Linked DNA regions of Mus musculus: regions 1 and 2 are each linked to region 3. The links are chromatin loops, found by intact Hi-C in ENCODE. Cell type or tissue: left cerebral cortex. All regions are shown on one strand.

Region 1 (8,000 bases), 80 kb before region 3:
TAAAACTAATTACCTGTTCCCTTGAATAGTTCTAAACTTTCTTCTTTTAAATCTCCTTTCCTGAATTTAACTTAAAATTTCATTTTGTTCTATATACCTTGAAATTTTACTTTTTATATTATTATAGGTATAATTTTTGTAAATTTTGGTCTTTCCAATGCATATATTTTATGCTTTAAATATTTAGAATCCAAATGTTTTCACTTTCTAAAATTTTCCCTTACTGATTTTAAGTTAGTGGTTTTTTTTTCACTAACCACCTTAGAAATGTTCATGTTTCATCTTAACTTGCAAAATTTTAGAAAATTTTTAGAATACTCTATTTCCATACTCTATTTTTACATACTAACAATTTGGAATAATTTTAAATTAAAAACATTTAAAAATATTTCTTCTAAAATACTTAACTTAAATTTTTAACATTTAAAATGTTCTCTTAAAACCTTCAAAAGTGTTTCTTAATTGTTTTCTTTTAAAGCTTTAAAGTTTTTTGTTTAAAATATTTGGTTTTCTCCAGACTACTCTGTACACTCAAAACTATAACTACAATCAATGAAAAACCCCATTCTTAAAATATACCCCCCCACTTAACACAATATCTTTAAAGAAATAAAATGTAATTTGAGAAGATCCTCCTACATGTTGAGACTTCATTTAATTTGCTTTATGTGACCTTTTCAACCTCTCCTCCCTCTGAACCCCCCCCCCCCCCCCAGTTCTTAAGGCTAATGGTCACCGATTGAAAATTCAATGTCTTCCTCCCATAGACTTATGGGACAGGGTAAAATAGTTCCTTTATGCCAAAGTGCCACTTGTCATATATGGTCATTGTCCACTCCAGGTAGATTTTTGTGTTTCTTTTAAGAGGTGCTTGTTGTTGTAATGGCATTACAATTGTCCATCCTGGTAGGCTTGTGTTGTCTCTTTGTCTTTTTCTTTTTTGTTTTCTCTTCTTTTTCACTTTTTAAATTTTTTTTGGTCTGGAAATCATTCTGGATGAGATTATTCTTTCTCTATATCTTGCCTATGATAGAACAGTAGATACCCTTCACTATTGAGTAATTCTTCCATTGTAGCCTTGGTGACTACAGCATCATCACAGCTGAACCACTGGTCTTTTTCCTGTCGGACAAAACTGGTGTAATGGCCACTTTCCAAAGTTCCATGGTGGTTAATTACTGCAAACAAAGAATACTTATTCTCACTGGGTACACACTCTGTTAATGGCTGGCCTTTCATTATGCTTTCTTTAGTAGAAGCCAAGAACGGGGTCATGTCCAGCTCCAAAGGAAACGAGATAAAACTATTAATCTTTCGTCTCTGTTTGCCTAAATGTTCAAATCTTTTCAGGTGAAAGCAGGCCACAATCGGTAATTTCTTCATTGTGAGCTGTTTGGTAGATTCCTGGTAGCTTTGGCATTGACTGCATTTGATTTTGGCACTGCTACCCAGGTCTTCGGGCCTTGTAAACCACTTCAGGCAATCTGTAAGTGAGATGACTCGTGGCTTCTGGCCATCCCTACTCGATGTGCTACTACTAGCCCTCCCTGGAGTATAAGGCCCAGGCAAATCCAAGCTAATGTCCCAGCATGGGTCTATGGTAGTAGAGACACCATGACAAACTTGACATGTTAAATCTGACTGCAGACTACCTGTAAAGATGTGATCTATGATGCAATTACAGCAGTTGGAGTTACCTTCCTGGTCGATACCATCATCTCTGCTGTGTCTATGCAACACATCCAATATGGCAATAAGAAACTCCTGAGCATCCTGTTGTCTGTAGCCTGCTAGATGCTCTGCATGGATCCATATCAGGTGTAGTAATTTATAGGGAATATGAGGACTTTGGTTCCCCGAGTACATAGCTTGAAAAAGTAAAGACATCTCGCAGACTAAACACAAGCTGGGGCTTGTCATCATACATTTGTGCTTATTTGAAAGGAAGAACTCTTTCAGTAGCGGAATGTGAGTAAGTACTTGGACAATACAATTCATAAAGCAAGTATTACCAAGATTAATTAATCCTCTGAAGCCTACAGTATAATACATTGTCTTTTTCCTCCTCTTTTTCTTGGGTTTTACCAAACTGGTCTCCTGATCTTTTGACTCGCAGGTTAATTGGTTTTCTTCCACCTCAGATGCCATCAACTGCTGATAAGATGCATCTCCTGTAGGGGATGATAACAGTCCCAGAATTTTTTCTTTTGTTTCTTTGGCGATCTTTTCTATATCTTTGTCATATACATAATCCCTACACATAAAGCAATATATAACCCCATGACAGAGGTCTACTGCTAAATTGTGTTGCGTTGTTTCGGCATGAATGTGAATATGTTTGTCAGTAAAGCATCCAAAAAATACACAGGACAGACAAGAGTGGAGTCTGTTCTTGTGAGTACTACATATTTGACAGATGCATGACTTTGCCTTACGTTTCCTAGTCTCCGGGGTTCCACTCCAAATGAAACGCTGATAGATCATCCGCAGGTTTCTCTGCCAGTTTTTAGCTACTTTAAAGCTCTCTACATGACAGCAGCCTGTGGGACCCTTATTAGACCCTACCTCCAGTAAACTGTTCTCTGAGCCATCTGAATCCCTAGAGGAGCCATGGTCACTAGAGTAGCTTTTCCGTGTTTGGGGTCTGGGTCCAGGCCTGGATCTACGTCTGGAATTGCGCCAGGCCACCGACCGCTGCTTGGGCAGGGGTGGAGGTGGCGGCGCTGGCGGGGGAGGCGGAGGTTTGGCGGGAGGCGGGGGTGGGGCCTTGAGCCCACGCCCTCCCCTGGAGCGGGACCTGGGCTGGGGCCGAGGGCGGGGCTTGCGGCGCGGGCAAACCGAGCTGGAGCTGGTGTGACAAGCAGCCGGGATAGAAGGGAGCACCTTCTCATAGCTGCCACTGCCCCTACTTGTTAAGTTCTCCGACGTGGGCTTGGGCTCCGGCCACAGCTCCGGCTTCATCTCCTGGGCTCCCTGTGTACCCCGCATCTCGATGCACTCTCAGCTGCCTGCTCCAGACAGGCTCCTCGACCACCTCCCGAACTCCAACAGGCGACAGAGCGGGAGGACCGGGACGCTTCTCGAACGTGGGCCATCGGCTCACTCCCAAGCCTGGGAAGAAACGCGTCTGGGAATGAGCTATGACTATGGGTGGAGGGAGACAGGAACTCGTGTGGACGGCCAGCCCGGCGTCATGGCCGCGGTGCCGTTAGCCTCAGCCCCTCCCCCTGCCGCGAGCCCCGCGCGCGGCCGCGGCTCCGCCCCTGCACCGGGGGCTCGCGTGGCGTGCCGAGCCCGAGCCCGCGGCTACCTGCTCCAAAGGCCGCCAGAACTGCTGGTACCGGGGAAGGAGGGGGGAAGGGGACTGTCCTGAGCTTTAGGGTGAAAAGGATGGCAACTCTTTTAAAAAGGCATAACCCGCTGTCTTTTCGGCGCTCTGTGCAGCCTCGCTTTGGCGCACCTTTTTCTACGTTCTTTCCTTGCATCTTTAAACCCCTCGAGTCAACAATGTATGTTAAATATGGCTGAAAGGAGGTTATCTTTGAAAAAAAACTGACTCAGTGGACGAAAGTGTCCCCTGCCTCCTTTCTTACCTATGCTTCCAGCCTCTACTCCTAAGCGCGCTTGCTGTGTGCCACGCTCGAGCGCCCTCTCTTGCTCTTTCGTGCCTGTGCCCTCACACCCCGTTTCTTGCTCCTGTCCTCTCATTTCCTAGGGTTTCCCCCAGAATTCAGACTCCCTTCACGCGTGACCACCCCCATCCACAGTACGCGACCCCCAAAGTGCATGCTCCCTCCCCGCAACCACCGCAGCTCCCCAAGCCCGCGGATTTGTAAAAAGGTCTGGGTTTGTTACCTGGGGCCCCAAGGCGCGCTTCATCTAGAAAGTCAGCTGCTGCTGCTGTCCAGGCGCTCCTCTGCCAGTCTTCTCTATGACCTCTCTTCGGGGCTGGTCACAAGGGGGCCGCCCCCTGGCCCCTCCCCTCTCCACGTATGGGCCCCCAGCCCCGGAATCAGGCCTCCAGCAGGGATGAATAGTACCGCTGTCCCCCTAGGCAGAAAAACCCCTTCTGAAAGGGATTCTACCAGAGGTAACAACAGCCACAGATTTTAGTAAAAGATCTTGGGAAGGCTCAGGCTTCATCTGGTTATGGCACTCTTAAAAAGAAAAAAAAAAAAGAAAGAAAAAAAAGAAAAAAAATAGAAAGAACGGGGGAAAAAAAAAACCCTGAAACAACAACAACAAAACTAACCAAGGTAGGGTTAGGGATTCACTAAGATGGCAAATTCTACAGTGTTCCTTCCGGAAGCTTTAAAATTAAAATCTCAAGAGTAAAGTGGAGAGGTTATTATTTCTGAGTGTTGGGGAGAGGAAAAATACGCATATGATTCAGGATAAAATAGACCTCAGCCCAGCAACATGCTGTTCCTACAGGGATAAACTGTAAACACTTAGAGCTCATCGGTCAAAGGTGAAAGATCCTAAGATGTTTACACAGAGTGGCAACATATACTTTTGGTCACCCCTTATATTAGTAACCCTAGTATTGGGTGTTCAGGTTAAAATCACTAAGTAGCACATTGCAGGGCGTCAGCACACTTAAGAACAATGCTATGGGTGAATGTGTAAACCCGGAAGAGGGTGATCGGCCTCACAGAGATCTTTCCAGAACTCAGAAATATTTTATCAAGTTCTCTCCACATATACCCACATACAGTGGCACAAAAATTGTGGGAGAAGTATGCAAATAAAAAAGACTGGAATCAGGAAAATATATATCTAAATATTTGCCACATTGTTTCAGAATCAGTTAAAAAATTCTTCCTACTGAAATCTATCACACTTCCCTATTCCAACCTGGGTCTCCACTCCTAGAGTTATCTCAATGCATTCAGGAAACCAACCCAAAGAGAAGATAGCAGCCACAGCTGGCCTGACACTTATTATGGGAACAGTATGATCAATCCCAAGTTGAATAACTAAAAACCATGGTTCAGTAGTATGAATGGGGAGCCCAAAGGGACACATTCCACCCACTTCCCAGACTTTTTGTCTGTATCCAAGGAATGTGAACATTACAAACAGAGGCTTCAGATTGACATATCACAGACACATTCTAAAACAGCAGTGACTCAAACAAGGGAAGCAGGAAGATGGTCAAAAATTTAAATAATGTAACTGTCTAACTGTAATTTGGAGTGATCAAACCAAACTTGTAGAATAATAAAACATACAAAATGACGACATTTCAGCAGTAGGCTGCTTTCAGGACCTATAGTCCTCCATCTCTCTGCCTCTCTGCATCTCTTTCTCTCTGTTTCTTTGGCTCTGCCTCTGTCTTACTCTTTCTCCTGTGTGTGAGTAGGAGGGAGAGAGAGACAGAGAGACAGAGACAGAGAGAGAGAGAGAGAGAGAGAGAGAGAGTGTTAAAACAGAGTGAAGTCTCTCTCAGCATTAACCTTTGCTTGCACACTGCTCTTATCCAGGCCACTTTGACTGATTCCTTGCATCACTCATTGGAGACTCCAGCAAATTAACATCCTCTCCATTAAGGGGGATGTGTGTGGGAACAATTTTGCTTCAAAGACCAACATGGTGTAGATGTGCAGACACTGGTAGCCAGGACTTCAGAAATGCCATGACTTTCTGTGGCTGTGGCCAGCTCTGTCAGACAAGAACCTTGCATTGATTAATCCTTACTCTCTGCTGTCCACAAGGGGGAAATGTCCATCACACTTTAAAACGGCAGACATTATATTGTATGATATGATGTGTGAGTTCAGCCTTTCTAAGAGAAAGGGATTTTATAAGCTTCTGGGTCTTTGGACTTTTAAAGTGAAAGGTGGGACAACTAGATTCATGCTCTTGCTACAGGAGTGGAGATGATTGTGTGTCACTTGGCTGGTTCACATGGGGTGATTTTCTCTCCTTAAGGTCTGAAGCTGTATGATTTGAAGACGTGAGTTATTTTTGCTATATGAATATGTGATGGCATTGTCCACATAACATGAAAGAAGAGAGGTAGAGAGTAGGGCCCCCGTGATGTCTGCAGAGATGAGCAACCACTTGAGGAGCCACAGATCAGAAACATGACTTCCTATCAGCCCCATGTGTGCTTTAATCTTCAGTGCTTCCAAGTGTTAAAGACATCCCTCGTGTCCGCACTTTAAAACATCATGGCACAGTCAGGCTGACGTGGCAACATCATTTCTGCGGAAGACAACAATGGCTGCCACCACATAGCGCCATATCCCAACAAAACAAAGCTGGTGCCTGCATGGTGTGAGGGAAACAGGAAATGGCCATGACCTTTCAGTCTGAGGGTCCCAGAATCCCAGGTAAGCAAATCAAACACTTTATATCAGTACCAAGAGTACAAGGTGGACACCCGGCTAGCTGGGTCAGATCTCTCTATGCTCTGTGATGGAGCCTGGCCGAATGAATGCAAGTGGACCGACCCTTTGACATCTGCCCAGTCGTTACACTGTGCTCATGGGTGAGAAGAGTCATATTTATTTAAAGACAAAGGATCTAGCACCCTTTCTCTTTTCTTTCTTGGAACAGATGGCAGGCATCCTGTGTGGCCCAAGCTGCCCTTGAGCTCACAAGCCTCCTGCTTCTCTCTCCAGGCACAAGGGTGATAGGTGTGTGGGGTCATACCTGGCAATCATTCGCTTCCTGTGTTCTTGGGTTCATTAAAGTCTTCAGGGCAAGGACAATTGTTACCTTCCAAGATGAATGACCTGACCTAAACCTAGGGGGAGAGTGTTGGTGTGATTCAATTGAATTGATGGATATTGCAGGGGTGGGATGTTCTGGGAAACACCACTATAGCTGGCAGGCGATCCTAGGCCTTAGAGATTCAGATCATGGCCAGTGACCACATACTCTCTTTGTAATCTTCTAATCCAGCAATGCAAACTGCTGTTGCCACAGAGCAGTGGAAGAGAGGAACAACATTGAGTATTGGTTCAGTGTGACAAATCCAGGATCACTCAGAGGTCTCTGGTTTGAGTGGGACCATGGTGTCTCATGGCAGGGTGTGGGGAGGCAGATTAATGACCACCATCCCCCCTTAGTGCACCTGATACAAAGTCCTTGCAGCTTTTGCTGCCTTGGATTCCAGTGGAGTAGCTGGAAGTGGTGATAGAAATCAGGATGCTGTGTCCCTGAGTTGGAGGTCTAGAGTTCGGTGAATAGGGGTACCTTCCTTCTGACTTGAGAATCTGTCCATCTTGCTTGATTTTCTGTCAAACTCATAAGTTAATAAATTTTACCACCCCACTCTCTCTCTCTATGTGTATCTGTCTCTGCCTCTCTGTCTCTGTTTCTCTCTCTCTCTCTCTCTCTCTCTCTCTCTCTCTCTCTCTCTCTCTCTCTCTCTCTCTCTGTGTGTGTGTGTGTGTGTGTGTGTGTGTGTGTTTGTACATATGTTTATCTCCTTCAGCCTGAGTTTGTGTGCATGTGCATATGCCCCTGGGAGGTCAAGAGCCTGTTCATGGAAAAGAAAGAGAGATTGAGAGAAAGAAACAGAGGGAGAGGGTAAAATCACAGCTAATCAAGTTACCAATGTTGTGCCAGTACGTGTGTGTGTGTGTGTGTGTGTGTGTGTATTCAATATATAATTTCCCTATGTGTCAACAGGGACATCAAAAGCACGGAGCCCATTACATAAAAACCACTTGATTAAAACTGAGGAAGACATTCGTTTCCTTCCATGATTATGGATTCTCAGCTTTTGAGGATAGTTTCTGGTATCTGCTGACATCCATGACTGGAAGAAGGCCTAGAGACTTGAGTTTGGGTAATATTTTCACTGGCCCTTGTTCCCCAGACAGGGCAGTTTTCCTGTTTCCCTGTCTCAAATTCTGCCCCCAGTGTGCCCTTCACAAATCCAAGGTTTTGTTTTCAAATTTTCAGTATATTCTTATGGAAATTTTCAAGCACATGAAAGCAGAAAGTGTGCTACACTGCAATCAGTGAACTCCATGTACCCATTA
Region 2 (8,000 bases), 210 kb before region 3:
CATGCTCCAAAGCAAATTCATCAACCTGTGCATTCTCAAGCTGCTGCAATCAAGTGTGTTATGCAGATTATTAACAGCCAAGTCACCTCACTTTACAATAGGATGAAACATCTTACTTGTTGCACCAAGACGACGTGTGTCTCTGGCAATATAATTTGCAAAGATAATAGACCTCATGCTGGTCTTACCAGATCCACTTTTACCCATCAACAGGACCTAAGGACAAAGTAAGGGAAAACGTTAGCAAAGCTGGAGCAAATCTAGTGTAAAGGGAGCCATTCCTCTTCTATAGCTGGCATTTTACAGATGTGCAAGTACCAATGACCAGTATGGATATCCGTAATTAAGCCATTCCTCAGCCAATCGTTGAGGACATCTCAAAAGTCAAGCAATTACCTGCTATGAGTTACACATCACTTAGCAATACAAGCGTGGTAAGTGTGTGTGTGTGTGTGTGTGTGTGTGTGTGTGTGTGTATCTCCAACAAGCAGATTTCATATAGTATAACTAAAAAGTTCTTCCTACTGCTCTGTTCAAGGTCAGGCTGTTTTCCACTTCAGCCCATGATTTCATCCCTTCTGCATATTTCTATAATTTTTATTTCAGGTTTCTGCCTCTTTAAATTACACATAAGAACCACTCTTGATTAAGCTTATCTACTTCTGTCTTTACCTTTTGATTCTCCTAGCCTCAAACTTTTAGCATCCATTCATATTTAACTGAATGGTTTACAGTCTCTTTGCTTCCAGCCATTTAGGGAGCCCTGACTCTGTGTCTGGATTCATCCTATATTCTCTACCATCCTTTATTCTTCTTTCTACTAAGTCTCAACTTATCCATCAACACTTGGTTCAACAATCATCACGGGAATTTTCTCTGGAGCTGGGGATGTAGCTCAGTAGCTCAGTACTAGGGCACTTACCTAATATAAGTGAAACCTGGGTTCAATCCCCAGTAAATCCCCATAAAGTTTCTTTGACCTAAATGCCTTAGGCCAGCATTCCTCAACCTGTTGGTTGCAACCCCTTTCGGGAGTCAAAAAACCCTTTCACAAGGGTCACTTCAGATCATCAAAAAACACAGATATTTATATTATGATTTGTCACAGTAGAAAATTGCAGTTATGAAGTAGCAACGAAAATAATGTTGTGGTTGGGGAGTCACCACAACATGAGGAAGGGTCACAGCATTAGGAAGGTTGAGAAGCATTGGTTTAGGCTGAGAGGTATCATGCCTGCCCCTCAGTGGTACTACTATATCATTGCAGACCATAAAGCTCTGTAGTCCTTCCTTTCAACAACTCTCTCACAAGACTGGAAACATTTGAAGGACAGAGGGAGAGTCTTTGTATCCTTTGTGTACTTTCTTATCTCCAGTGCCTAACAGGGAACAAAAGCTTGAAATGCACTCATCAAAAGAATGGTGCCACACGCCTTTAATCCCAACACTTGGGAGGCAGAGGAAGGCAGATTTCTGCGTTCGAGGCCAGCCTGGTCTACAGAGTGAGTTCCAGGACAGCCAGGGCTATACAGAGAAACCTTGTCTCGAAAAAACCAAAATAAAAATAAAAATAAAAAATAAAAAATAAAGAAATGAACAAGCCATTAGAGGAAAAAAGGCAAGGACAACTATCTGGTAGAGAGCAAGACTTTACAGATGTCTTTCTTGTGTAAGGATTTGACACAAGAAAAAACACCTGTTAAAGCCAAATTATCTTGCACTACAAGGAGTCAGAGTTAAATGACTTTCACAGTCCTTTCTAAGCACAGTGTTTATGAGATACAGTTCTGTTAACTTTCCTTTTCAAATGAAAGAGACACAGATTCTACCTCCAATCCTAACATATCAAAATGTCTGATTACAAATATAAGAAGCTTTAGTGAAAACATACTGGATATGCATTGGCTCAATTCAACAATTTAGATATCCAGGTTTACCTAAGAAAATTTAATTGTTTATTTAGTCTAAAATTTATATGAACATTTTCCTTGCCCTTTGCAAAACAAATTAACTAAACAATTAACTAGATTAACTAAACATTAATTAAGCAATAACTGTATCTATTTCTGAAGGTAAAGGCTGATCCTTCAACGCATGTGCATTGCAGAACCATTAAAGCAAATGGCAGTTCGCCCCCTTTCTCTTTTCACAGTTCCTTAAGCTTCTACTTTTCCCCTCCTAATTATGTAGAAATTTCTGGCATTTTTTTAGGCATCCTTGTTGACAGCAACTTCAGACATTCATCAAAAAAAAAAAATCCTCCTAGCAAACTTGAGGCCCAGAATTAAATTTTAGATAAAGTCAGGCTAAAAATATGGGAGCTTTTTTAACCTTACATGGTGAGGATAATTATGTTTGTGGTGTACAGGGAGTTTATTCATGTAAACTTCCTAATATCCCTATGAAGGTTATTACCAGTACTTCACAAGTGATACTAAATCCCAAAAAGGTCAAGAAATATTGCTCCTGAGCTACAGTCTTAGGGATATTGTCTAAGTCCCAATAAAAGTGCAAAGCAAAGCAAAGAACATCCAATTCCAGCTAGAAAAAAAAATTGCACGTAACATTTGATTTGGGTTAAAGAATCAGTGCACACACAGAGGGCTGTGTAATATTTGTATCTGGCTTGACTCCATGAGATTAATTTTAGACAAAGTAAATCTGACAGTAAATAAGGGGATGAGTGTCTCAAAGACCCCATAGATTCTTGCCACAATCCAGAAAAAGCCAGATTCCCTGAACTGCAGCTTCTTACCTTTTTCTTCATGTTACTGATGTAGCTAACACATCTTACCTTTTTCTTCATGGCTGCATTTGGCATTGCCCACCTGTAGATATAAACCAAAAGATGGTGTTTTCGTGATCTAATTGCCGGGGGCGGGGGGTGGGGGGGGGGACACACAAGTAAACTGAAAGATGCAGACGAATATTCTTTAAAGCAGCTAAGTATGGATGAGACCTCTTTTCAGAAGTCTTCATTTTCCTAAATTATAAAGCTGGGTTTATGCTCCCTGTTTCCTTCATCAGCTCGGGAGACGCTTCCTAGGATGGCATATTTAGGAATAGAAACCATTTAAATTCAAGATTTGATATTTTGTCATAAAGCTGAAGCAACACTCTGGGTACTTTTATAAATCAAACAATATTGTCATAATCTGAATACTATTTTTTTTAAATTCATCTCCGTATTTTTCAAATCTAGAAGCATCTTTGGACCTTCAATCGTCCTTCCAAGCTGTATTTCATTCATTAAAGGCACAAAGTACATATAACGCAGTTCTCAAATAGGCATATCGCACTATACGTCATTGGTCAGCAAATGTCTGTCCTTTCCTTTTTTATCATCAACAAGGTGATAACATCAAATAACCTTTATAGAAAACAGAAAACAACTCAGAACTGTCTCAATTAGAAGACTACGCATAAACCAGGAATCCCACATCCAGGCAAAGGGTGTTTCTATTCTGTTTTCCGTCATCAAGGGCATGATATCAATCAACCATATTGGTAAATTAAAGCAATTCATCACTGCAGGTTAGAGGTTGTTGCATCTCACAATACTCTTTACAATTAGCATGCCCTCCCTCCCAGGTGCAACATAATCCCCTTTACCCACCCAAGCGATCCTTCCGGCTCCCCTAGAGGAGGCTCCACTTTTGGGCCCACATTCTCTTTCTCTGTCTTTTTCTCGGAGTCAGATTCTTCCATCGTGCAACAAGTCCTTCACAGTGCCTTCTAAATCCGCAGTACCGTTCTTCTGGCTCACCTGCCTACGCTCAGCACCCAGGGCCCGCGGGGCCTGATCTATCCCTGCCTCCGCCTTTGTCCACTGGGGGGCCGCTTTTCCCACAGTTACCTTTACCGACCCGAACTTAGTCTCCAGGCACAGCCGAGCAGGCCAGCCCAAAGGAGCAAGCGATTCGATTCGGTGCGTGCAAAGGAAGAGATGGAGGAGAGGGAGGGCAAGGTGGATGAGGAGTTGGTCCCGAGTTTGGGCCTCACTCGCCAAGGTCTCAAGACCCAAAGGTAACTTGGTCAGCTTCTGTACAGACTGCAAAGGCTGAGATAACGGAATGAGCGGAGCGGAGCTGCAGAAGCAAAGCGGTCACTGCCTGGTGGCTCCTCCCGACCTCGCTGCCAGTCACGGTCCGCCTGAGGATGCTCTTACTTCCGCGCCCGCCCTTCAGGAGCGCAAGAACCTCACCGCAACCACGCTACTGCAGGCCAGGATCACGTGGGAACCTGCCGTAGTCCCAGGGCCTGTCACGTGCCGCTACCCTTTTGGGGGGGCCCTGGGTTTGCTTGGAAGAATACCATAGAGACTGCTTTAGGAAAGCCAGAGTGCCACCCGCCATCACGTGGCCCGGGCTCTCATTTCCGCGCCATTGGCCCTTAGGGCGGCCTGCGGGCACCTAGACACTGATGGACGCGGCCCCGCCCACTCGCTGCTCAGAGTTAAAGGAGAAGGTTGCAATTTCAGCACCTGCCAGCTAGCCGTTTTCACTACTCCCTATGATTAGGGCCCTGTGCATTTTTGCATTTTGGTAACTTTTCTTCCCGTTAATCCTTATGACAGTTCAAGTAATTAAAAAAGCAATCCATCTAAAGTGTTTTAAACTGTCTTTCCCATAGAAAACTCTCAATAAGTTGTTATTGCCAGGACCAGAACCACACGGAGGGTTTAACACGTCCGCCACTTAACTTTTAAAAGTTGCAAACATAATTTTAAAGTTTCTGATGATCATCATGAGATACTTGCTACATACAGAGTTTTATGTGGAGAAGAAGTGATTTGTCAACCAGCTCTCAAATCTCAACGCAGCAAGTTCCAACCTCAATGACCTAAGAGCTTCTTAGGCTTGGAACTCTTTTAAATGTGACACCAAGGTTACAGGCTGGGAAAAAGAGTGGCATAGGTTGATGCTCCCTTGAAAGACTGAATTTGCCATTCACAGTTTGTAATGGCCTCAACTTTCTCAGCTTATAGGTAATGTCCTCCAGAGGTCTTCCCAACCCATACTCTATTAGAGTACAACAGTCTTTTGAACCTGCAGTAGTTATTTTCTGTTGTATGCTTTTTAATTCATAATATTCCTTTGTAGTTTTTCTTTTGTTGTTGAGATTATACTGTAGACACATTTCTTTTTTCCCTTTTTTCCCTCCAAACCTTGTCATATAAACAACTCTCCTTGCTCTTTCAAAGTCATGGCTTCGTTTTTCATTGGTTGTTGTTATATGCACATATATGTATATACATATATATTCCTAATATAACCCGCTCAGTCTGTATAATAATCTCATATATATGTTTTCAGGGCTGAGCAGTTGGTATTGAAGAACCAGACAGTGTATTCTTCCCTAGGGAAAATTATTTCTCCTGCTCTGGGCATTCCTTGGTTGCCTGTAGTTCTTTGTGTAGAGTATAATACTTACTGACATGGCAATAATCTTGTTTATTTGATCTCTGAGTATAGGATTTCTATTTAAACGCTATAAGGACAAGCACTTACTTTTGAAAAATGTTCTCCTATACACTAGGTTCACAGACCAGAATGTGTGTATATACTCGATATTCACTGAGTACTGTTTTTTTTATAAAGATAAGAACAAATGTGTTAAGGAATTTCTGATTAATAACAGAAAGGAGAAAATGTATGATAGTTCTTTAATATCCACAACACATGAGTGTATTTTGAGAATGAGCATGCCTAGACATTTTTAGGAAGTAAAGCCAATGAAAAGAGAGGAAACAATTGCTACAAAATTTCTGGAGAGGAGAAGGAGAGGAAGCTAGAGCACAGCTAGCAACATTCCTTCTGGATAGAAGACAAAAATTCTATGGAGACATGAGTAGGAGACAAGAGTAGGCATGGACACAAAGCAGTCTCTAGAAGTTGATGATAGGTGGTGTATATGGGAAACTATCCCAGCTATTGTATTCTATTATCAGTGTTGGAAAAGCAAGATCATTTTGGGAAATTGGCCGAGATGTTAACCATTTGAAAGATAAGCAAAAGAACAGCATAAAGAAGCATGCCGCAAGGATTTCTGTTCGGTACTGAAAGAACAATTAAGGTTGGAAATAGTAAGATGGTATGGCACACATGCATGGATTGGTTTGGGGGTGTGTTTTTTGCTCTAAATGTAATCAACAACCTTAGTGGAGATGATTATAAGACAGGCTAGGTATGACCTCTGAATCTTCTTCCAGGGCTTTTGAAGTTTAAGTAGGAAACAAGGATAAGGAGTCAAGAAATTTATAAACACTCATCTTCACATGTTCAGTGGATGCTCCTGTGAGTAAGGAAAAATATAAACACTTCATAGAGTTGGGTTTTCTTAAAGACAGAAGAAGTGGGACAAAAGTTAAATTGAGTTTGATTTTAGTGAAATAGTGTGATGCTTTGAACAACAATGTTCCCCAAAGGCTCATGTGTGCATTTATTCCCCCAATTGAAGGTGCTGTTTGGAGAAGTTTAAGAGGTGTGGCCTTATTGAAGGAAATATGCCACTGAAGGCAGCTTTTGAAGAGTTTAAAAACCTGCACCATTCCATTGTTCTCTCTGCTTCATTTTTGTGTTTCAAGATGTGAGCTCTCAGCATCCCGATTCAGCTGTCATGCCTGCTGCTTGCTGCAATGCTTCCCTGCTGTGATGGAGTCTTATGTCTCTGGACCCATTACCCAAATAATCTCTTCCTGCTCCAAGATGTCTTGGTCACTGTATTATATCAGAGTAGTAGGAAAGGAACTAATACAGATGTTTGAACTCAATTTCATATTTAAGTTTAAGTAGTAGAAGCTATTCTGAATACTGAGATCTTGATAAAACAGCAGGCCTTAAACAAATTATTAGAATTCTCTGAACCTCATTTTCCTCTAGTATAAAATCTTTTTAATAACAACTTTCTCAGATGTTTTAAGGATTGAACTAGACCATGAAAGAAAATTGCCCCATATAGTGGCTTATCTATAAATGGTACTTAATAAATGATATTTTAAAATGTGAAGTTCCATTCAAACAGAATAATGTCTATACTAGTATCTGATAAACTAGACTTGAAGTCTGAGACAAAAGAGCCATTATATCATAAATAGAGGCATCAACTCCTCAAGAATATATAACAGTTGTAAGTTCATATGTATCCAATATAATATTTCCCAGGTATATAAAACAAATATTCTGGCTGTAAAGTGAAAAACTCTAATATGTTATAGCATGGAATTTCAATACCACACTTTACAAAACAAATAAACAAACATCTAGACAAACTCAGTAAGATTTAAAATACACTTTCTACTGAATGGACTTGATAGACATATCTAGAGTATTCCACAAAAGAGCACAATAGACATTTTCTCAATTCCACTTGGAAAATGCTCCAGACTATTATATTATATCACAAAAATAGAAGAAATTTAAAGATTATAATTGTTATTAAGTTTCTTTTCTGATCACTATGCTATAACACTAGAAATAAGTAACAGAAGTAAAGTTGTAAAATCCACAAACATGTGAAAATTAAGCAATATACTCATGGATATCCAGTGAACAAAGAGGAAATTACAAGAGGAAAGTAAAATGATGTTTATAGCAAAAATGCCTAAGTTAAAAAAGAAAATGTTCAAATTAACAAAGCAGAACTTCTCAAGTAACTAAAAATAAAAAATAAAGTCCAAAGTTACAGAGATATTCCCATCCAGTAAAGATCAGAGCAAAGTGTTGAAATAGAGATAAGAAAAACCAATACAAAGCTCAACCTGAATAGCTTTTAAAAGATAAATAGAAGTGGCAATCCTTTAGCTAGGCTAATTAAAAAAAAATCCCCCTCCCGCCCCAAACTCTCAAATTGTGAAGAAAACAGGAACAATTACACCTGCCACCTGCAGAAATTCAAAGGCTTATATGAGATTTCTATGAGCAATTTAAGGACAATAAACTGAATAACCGGGACAAAATGGGTAAATCCTTCTTATTTTTTTCTTTTTTCTTTGTATGTAT
Region 3 (8,000 bases):
TTATCTGTAAATAAGGATACTTTTATTTCTTATATTTTTTCTCTTTTTTTATATTTTTCTAAATCTTTAAGCACGTAGTCCATAAGAGGAGTGAGAGAAAGGACACCTTGTCTCAGTCCTGATTTTAGAGTTAATGCTTTCTGCTTTTCCTCATTTAGTATAATGTTCCTGTACTAGCTAGTTTTGTGTCAACTTGACACAGCTGAAGTTATCACAGAGAGAGAAGTTTCAGTTGAGGAAATGCCTCCATGAGATCCAACTGTAAGGCATTTTGTCAATTAGTGATCAAGGGGGAAAGACCCTTTGTGGGTGGGACCATCTCTGGGCTGGTAGTCTTGGGTTCTATAAGAGAGCAGGCTGAGCAAGCCAGGGGAAGCAAGCCAGTAAAGAACATCACTCCATGGCCTCTGCATCAGCTCCTGTGCCCTGACCTGCTTGAGTTCCAGTCCTGACTTCTTTCAGTGATGAACAGCAATATGAAAGTGTAAGCTGAATAAGCCCTTTCCTCCCCAACTTGCTTCTTGGTCATGATGTTTGTGCAGGAATAGAAACCCTGACTAAGACAAATTGGTACCAGCAGAGTGGGGTATTCCTGTGACAACCTGACCATGTTTTGGGGAGGACTGTGGAAGGACTTCGGAACTTTATACTAGAAGATCCATTAGGTGTTAAGAGCTCTGTCAGATGTTGTGTAGGAGCTTGGAAGATAATGTTGAAAACAGTGCAGAAGATGGAGGCCTGGCTTGTGAAATTTCAGAGGGAAAATAATGACTCTTTTCAGTGCTATTCTATTTTGGAGTATGATTATTCTGTGGTTCTGGTTAGTTGGGGCTGAAGAATCAGGTGTGATTAACAAGATACCAGAACTACTAAAGCAAAACCTTTGCATTACTGGGACTATTGATGCTGGTTAGCTGGAGCTAAGAAATTAGCAGTGACTAAGAAGAGACCAGCATCATTGAGGTGACATCTTCTGGGAAGTGTTTTCTGAAAGCACAAAGAGGCTGTGTTCCAGAGATAGCCAAGGTTGTACTCCTGCTGCAGTGGGACTTGGTAATGTGTGAGGGTCACCCAGGTGGTACTGGTTTTGGAGGCATGAAGGGGTCACACAGAACAGCTGAGGCTCGGCACTGTGAGAGGCTATGGAAGGCCATTGGTGAAGGTGCAGCCTCAGTTGCAATTGATGGCCCAGGACTGAAGGGATCATGCAGTGTTTTGGAGATGCCAGTACCATGAGATGACCACCAAGAGCAGCAGCAGCAGTGGGGTACAGGCATCTGGAGCCTAGAGGATGATGTGTGTGCTACAAAGGGCATGGCTGGAGAAGTGACCCAAGCCCTTGGAGGAGCCCAGAAGTTCGTGAGTTGGATCCCAGACATTGGATGGTTGGAGATTGACTTTAGCTTTTGATTGTGACTGTGTCCTGATATTTTTCCCTCCTGAAGGAGGTTTTTAGTGAAGCCCACAGTTCAGAGACTTTTAATTGTAAAGACTTTGGATTTTAAGAGAGATTGAAATTTTAAGAATATGTAAAGACTGTGGGACTTTTAAAGTTATTTAGACCTTGGGGATGAATAAGAATGTAAGGGTTGAGGCTTACTAGTGATGTGTTTGTGTGTCAAGTTGACAAGGGGTCAATTGTACTGGCTAGTTTTGTGTCAACTTGACACAGCTGGAGTTATCACAGAGAGAGGAGTTTCAGTTGAGGAAATACCTCCATGAGATCCAACTGTAAGGCATTTTCTCAATTAGTGATCAAGGGGGAAAGGCCCCTTGTGGGTGGGACCATCTCTGGGCTGGTAGCCTTGGTTCTATAAGAGAGGAGGCTGAGCAAGCCAGGGGAAATAAGCCAGTAAAGAACATCACTCCATGGCCTCTGCGTCAGCTCCTGTGCCCTGACCTGCTTGAGTTCCAGTCCTGATTTCTTTCAGTGATGAAAGAAATATTGGTTTGGTTTTTCTGATTACTGTTTGCATTCCCATTTCATTAATTTCACCCCAAGTCTTACTACTTCCTTTTGTCTACTAATGTTAGGTTGTGCTTACCCATGTTTTCTAAGACCTTGAGCCACATTGTGAATTTATGAATTTGAGTTATCGCTGATGATCTCATTTATAATTTATAGCTTATTTGTTATGTATTTGTATTAATTTGTTATGTATTTGTATTGTAAATGTATTGTTATATATTTGAGATATCTCTGATGTTCTCATTTATAAGCATTTATAGCTACAAATTTCCCTCTTAGAACCCTCCACTTTTTTTTTAGACAAAGTGTCTTGGAGGATGGATTACTTCAAACACAATACATAGAAGAGGCTGCCATGAACTCCCTATCTATGTGCCTCCACCTGCTATGTTCTGGGATGACAGGCTTGCACTTCCATACCTGACTTAGGACTATCTCCGTTGCTTCCCACAGGTTATGGTATGCTGTGCCTTTATATCTTTTTCTAGGAATTTCTTAAGTTTTCTGTAGATTTATTCAGTGATCTATTGATTATTCAGTAATGTATTGTTCAATATCCATGAGATTGTGGCTTTTGTAGTTTCTTTTGTGATTGATTTCCACACTCATTCCATTGGGATCAGATTGAATGCTAGAAAATACTGCAGTTTTCTTGTATTTGTTGAGTCACTTTGTGTGCATTAGAGAAATTTCTATGGGCTCCTGTGAAGAATGTATAACCTGTAGCTACTGGATGAACCACCTGTGGAATCATTTGATCTATAGTGTCATTTAATTCTGATGTCTATTGGAATTTTGTTTAAACGATGTGCCTATTGGTGGGAATAAGGTATTTAACGCATTCACAATTATTGTGTTTTGGTTAGCATGTGCTTTTATGTCTGACTATGTTAGTTTTCTGGAATTTGATATAATAAATTTCAGTTAGTACTTGTTTAGAATTTTTATATCACTGTGAAGTATTGTTCTTTTTACTAATATGCAGTTGCCGTCTTCTTTTTAAATTTTGACTTTAAATCTTCTTTATCAGGAACAGGAAATGTTACACCGGCTTGGTTTGGCAGTTCATTTCCTTGGTATATTGATGCCTATTCTTTACATCTTCATTACTTTAAATATACTTCTTGAAGGAGAAAGATTATTAGGAAACTGTTAGTTTGCATGCATTTATTGGTAAGAATTCAAATACATGAGATGAGCGTGAATACCTTGGAAAATCAGAGAGGTATGTTCATTTAATTTACAAACTAATAGCAATGTGTCTTGTGATTAGCACAATCAAATACATGAATCATATATCAGAACTGGGGAGGAGCATCACAAGAGTCTTGAGAGACTGGTCCATACCACGACCAGGGATAAACATGGGGATCTCGGAGCAGGACTGGTGCCATTATTATATTTCCTTTTCTTACATATATTCAATACATATGTTTCATTTCATTTGTCAGATCTCTAAAAAGGAGTTAAAGCCATGAACTGGAAGAGAAAGGAGTTTTTCAGATTATGTGGCAGGAGGTGGCATCTGAAGTGCAGTATCGCTCTCCAGTGGCCACTGTGGGAACTGACAACCCATAGAAACATCAAAGGTCTTTCCAAAAGATGGAAAGAGGCTGAGTTGAAAATGGGTCTTCTGATGCAGTTTACACACACACACACACACACACACACACACACACACACACATTTTGTTGGCTATGGGGTGTGCTGTTTTATAATAGAGTGGGTTCAAGATTACCTCTGCATTAATTGCACAAAAATAAAACAAGCAGATGCCTAAGAGAAGAAACAAATGCTATAAATATAACAACAGTGACTTGTGTCTAATACAAATGGTGTGCAGGGATTGCTTTTTGTAAGAAAAAAAAAGATGACTCCTGATGTTGCAGTATCACCTGGAGGGTATATTTCAACCACATAAAAGATTCTCCTCTTTGAACATCACATACTTTTCAGTTTTAATCAACAACTAAGAAGCACGTCTACTTAATGTATGCTGTATGAGCTTGTGATATATGTATATACAACCTAACTGTTTCTAAAAGCAAGATAAAGAGCATAGTCATCAACTCACTTCCTCATCTTTTAGTAGTGAGAACAGTTCCAATGTACTCTCTGAGACTTTTAGAACTATGACACAAAATAGTAGTAACTTCGTGCTCACTATATTACATTCTGCTACATTACATCTCCAGAACCTTTTCCTCTTATAAATGAAGCTTTGGCCAATGTTTCTTCATCTACAAGCTTCTGGACACTACCATCCTCTGCTCTTCCTCTAGGAATTAGATTGCTGTCGATTCATGTGTAAACAATATCAGTATAGGATTTGTTTTACTATATCCGGCTGATTTCACTTAGGCTCTATCATGCAGCTGCGTCCAAGATTTCACATACTGAAGAATGTCTTTTTTTTTTATAGCTCAATTTTCCTCCTCTACATAGGAATGCATAGCCACATGTGTATGGCTATATATTTTATTTTATTTATCCATAGATCTCGCCCTGGACACTTACGTTGCTTTCAAATCTTAATTATTATTACTTCAATGAACACAAGAATGAAGACATTACAAAATCTTGGTTTGGTTTTTCTTTATCTAGCTACATACCCAAAATAGGATTCCTGATTGCATTAATGACTATTCTCATCACTATGGAAAAAGCAACATAAGGGCTAGAAAGCAGAATTGACTGCCCAGACTGATGACCTGAGTGCTCTTCCTGGAACCCACGTCCTGAAAGGAGGGAACCAAGTCCCATGATTTGTCCCTGACCATAACACATATGACCCTGGCTCCTGCCCTGCACAAAACAAATAGATAAATGTAAAGTGAAAGAGAGGGGTGAAATACTTGAAAAGCAAGTAGAAGTGCTTGCCACCAAGCCTCATGACCCGAGTTCAATCCCTGAATCCTACAATGGAAGGAAGTAACTAAACCCTGCAAATTATCCTCTGACCTCCACATATGCACTGTGACAAGCTGCCCCTTCCACTACCACCCCCAAGAGTAAGTAAGGGTAAAACTATTTTAGGGAATGAAGGGTTTATTTTGGTTCACAGTCTGAGAGCAAAGTCCATCATGGTGGAGAAAGCACAGTGACAAGAGGTCACACTGTACCCATAGTCAGGCAGTAGAAGGACATGAATATTGTGTTCATGTCACTTTCTCCTGTTTATTCAATACATAACCCCAGCCCATGGAATATTGTTGCTTACATCTGGGAAGCAGGAGCAGAATGAGAATCTTCCCACATCAACTAGCCTAGTCTATAGAATCCTCCATGTTGCCAGGAGTTTTTCTCTTGGGTGATTCTACTATATCTTGTCAAGTTGACAATATTAACCACCTCATCTCCACCCTTTGCCTACATGATATCCAAAGACATCACTTTACAGTAACCCCTCACTCCTTGTCACAAATCTAATGCAGAATACATGCAGTCAAACTTCAAGAGCCACAGAAGTCTAACAATTCTAACACTAAAATTCCAGGATCTGAGATGGAGGGATGGCTCAGCAGTTAAGAGTGCTTACTGGTCTTGTAGAAGACATAGGTTCAAGGCCCATTACCTACATGGAAACTGAAAACCATCTGCTAACTCTAGTTCCAAGGAGTCTGATGCCATCTGAGTTTCACAGTCTCCTGCATACATATGGTGCACCACATACACTTAAGGACACGGACACACACACACACACACACAGAGAGAGAGAGAGAGAGAGAGAGAGAGAGAGAGAGAGAGATTAAAACTCCAAGTTTTATGTATTACTAAAGGCAATCTCTTAAATTTGAGTTCACATAAAATTAAAACCAAGTTACCTACTTTTAAAACACAACAACACAGAACAGACATTGCATTCTCATTTAGAAGGTGAATGAGAAATTCCTCCTCCAGGATCATGTATTTGAATACACGGTCCGCAGGTGGGGCGTTGTGAAACCTTAAGGCAGTGCAGCCTTGCTGGCGGAATCACATAACTGTGGCGCAGACTCAGAGAGCTTATAACTTTGCCCTACATCCTGCTCTCTCTCTCTTCCATGTAAGGATGAAAATAGTCTCACATGTTTGTCAGCATCTAGCTTTGTCTCTACAAGAAGCACCTGGTCACTGTGGTTAGCTGAAGGTTTTGTTGGTGTTTTCATAGGCTAATAGCCACAGGACAGAAGGACTCATTAGAGGAGGCAGCAGAAAAATGAAAACAAAAACAAAAACAAAAAACAAAAACAAAAAACAAAAAACAAAACAACAAATAAAAAAGCCCCGGTGGCTTGTGAGAATTGAAGCTATAGGCTTTAAGGTAAAAGACTCCACCAGCTGCCTACTGACCCAAGGTGTAGCTGCAGGCCTAGAACCTGCTGTCTGTTGGCTTTAATCTCTTCACCTGCACAGCTGAAGTAATTATACTCCCTACCTTCCGGGTATGTTCATGGGTGGAGAGCTGCTGATGTCTTGGGAAAGGTTTGTTTCAAGAGTAGAAATTGGTCAAAATGGAGAAGAGGGGATGGGGTTAAATGAGACCCAGCAGAGTTGCCTTCCAGACAAGAGATGCTGGAAGGCTGTGGTGGGAGACATGGGCCTAGCACCAGGTGAGGCCATCCCTGGGATGGCCAGCTGACAGCATTGCTTCTGCTGTTTTCTGTTGTTCCTTTTCCTCTTGAGGTCTGAGCTCTCTGACTCATGTGTTATAGGGCTCACATGGCATCATTAGAGTAGTGAGCTAAATCCCAACACCTGCTAAGCTGACACAAATGACTCACAGGGTCTCAGATGATATTGTTTACCACCACCATCGTTTATTCAATCATCCTTCATCAGAAAGGGTCAACATTGTTCGACTTACCCTTATATCATTCTAAATGAGCTGGGGTAGATACTATTGTACATGTAATAGTGATCATACGGTCCTCAATTTTAATGGCTTAAATTTGCAAACAATGCAATCATGCATCAAAAAGAAAGTGTGCGGATGTGAGGGTGATCTGGCTGCGACATCTGTCACCCCATTGATCGCCAGGGTTGATTCGGCTGATCTGGCTGGCTAGGCGGGTGTCCCCTTCCTCCCTCACCGCTCCCCCCCCCCCCCCCGAAGCTGCGCGCTCGGTCGAAGAGGACGACCTTCCCCGAATAGAGGAGGACCGGTCTTCGGTCAAGGGTATACGAGTAGCTGCGCTCCCCTGCTAGAACCTCCAAAAAGAAAGTGTGCAACTAGTGATATACTGAAACTTTGGAATCCTGTATATCTATGAGATGACTCAAAGAAGGCCATCCTCATAATGGAAAAGGAATCAAGCTAGTTATTTAAAAGGCATGTTATAAAAGTGTATATAAGTGGTTTAACTTATGGCAGTTTATGCTAAATTCCTCTAATTTAGCTTCTGTTGTGATAAAATATTGATCAAAAGCAACTTGGGGGGGGTGAAATCTTGTTGTTGTTGTAGTGGTGGTGTTTAATGACTCACAGGTAACAACCCATCATACAGGGAAGTCAGAACAGGAACCCAGAAGCAGGCTGAGGCTAAGAACATAGAAGAAAAAAAAGAAAAAAAAAAAGAACATAGAAGAATACTGCTTGCTGTTTGTTCTGCATTGTTTGCTCAGCCTGCATTTTTACACAACCCCCCAAACCATCTGCCCAGTGGTGGCACTGCCCATTGTATATTGGATTCTGCCATATTAAACAGCAATCAAGAAAATGAAACACAAATTTGCCAATAGGTCAGTCTGAAAGAGGCAATTCCTCAACAGAAGATGACTCCAGTTTGTAACCGAAACTAACCAGAACACCCATTTTCATTCTGGCTGACTGGATTTGCAAAGGTGCTAGGCAGTGTGAACACGTGGTAACTGAGATACAACCTTTTTTTCGTACAGAATGCTTTGTGCATGGTCCCAATTCATTGCTAGAGAAATACATTGAATTACTCTACAAGGAGAGTACTTTCATGGAGTTGGACTGTCTTTTAGTTGTGTTACACGTGCCTTTTTACTTCCTTGATTTTGGTTCAAGTAATTGTATTGTAGTAAT

Evidence for each region. Hi-C counts contacts between places; a loop is a spot of excess contacts. Peaks named below come from ENCODE experiments on the same cell type or tissue, not always from the same donor. Only the 100,000 strongest peaks of a DNase experiment are listed, where the experiment ranks them.
Region 1: it touches region 3 in a loop (12-fold over the local background); 5 of 42 quality-filtered maps call a loop at or near these places.
Region 2: it touches region 3 in a loop (5-fold over the local background); 7 of 42 quality-filtered maps call a loop at or near these places.

What each region holds. Positions count from the first base shown.
Region 1 is chrX:153,002,400-153,010,399 of GRCm38, reverse strand. Usp51 (ubiquitin specific protease 51) reads right to left here and starts at 3,931. Exons shown (of 2, transcript NM_001137547.1): 1 at 3,856-3,931; 2 at 939-3,111. The coding sequence starts at 2,988. The coding sequence ends at 1,003. In left cerebral cortex, a CTCF peak has its summit at 3,649; DNase peaks (open chromatin) are centred at 1,213, 3,032 and 3,667; H3K4me3 peaks cover 1,533 bases; H3K27ac peaks cover 285 bases.
Region 2 is chrX:153,136,192-153,144,191 of GRCm38, reverse strand. Rragb (Ras-related GTP binding B) reads right to left here and starts at 4,234. Exons shown (of 11, transcript NM_001004154.2): 1 at 3,617-4,234; 2 at 2,795-2,828; 3 at 117-216. The coding sequence starts at 3,708. In left cerebral cortex, CTCF peaks have their summits at 1,250 and 3,834; DNase peaks (open chromatin) are centred at 3,899 and 4,304; H3K4me3 peaks cover 1,872 bases; H3K27ac peaks cover 688 bases.
Region 3 is chrX:152,922,700-152,930,699 of GRCm38, reverse strand. No RefSeq gene overlaps it. Among named protein-coding and RNA genes, the nearest start is that of Usp51, 80 kb to the left of the region's middle. In left cerebral cortex, a CTCF peak has its summit at 3,511; a DNase peak (open chromatin) is centred at 3,508.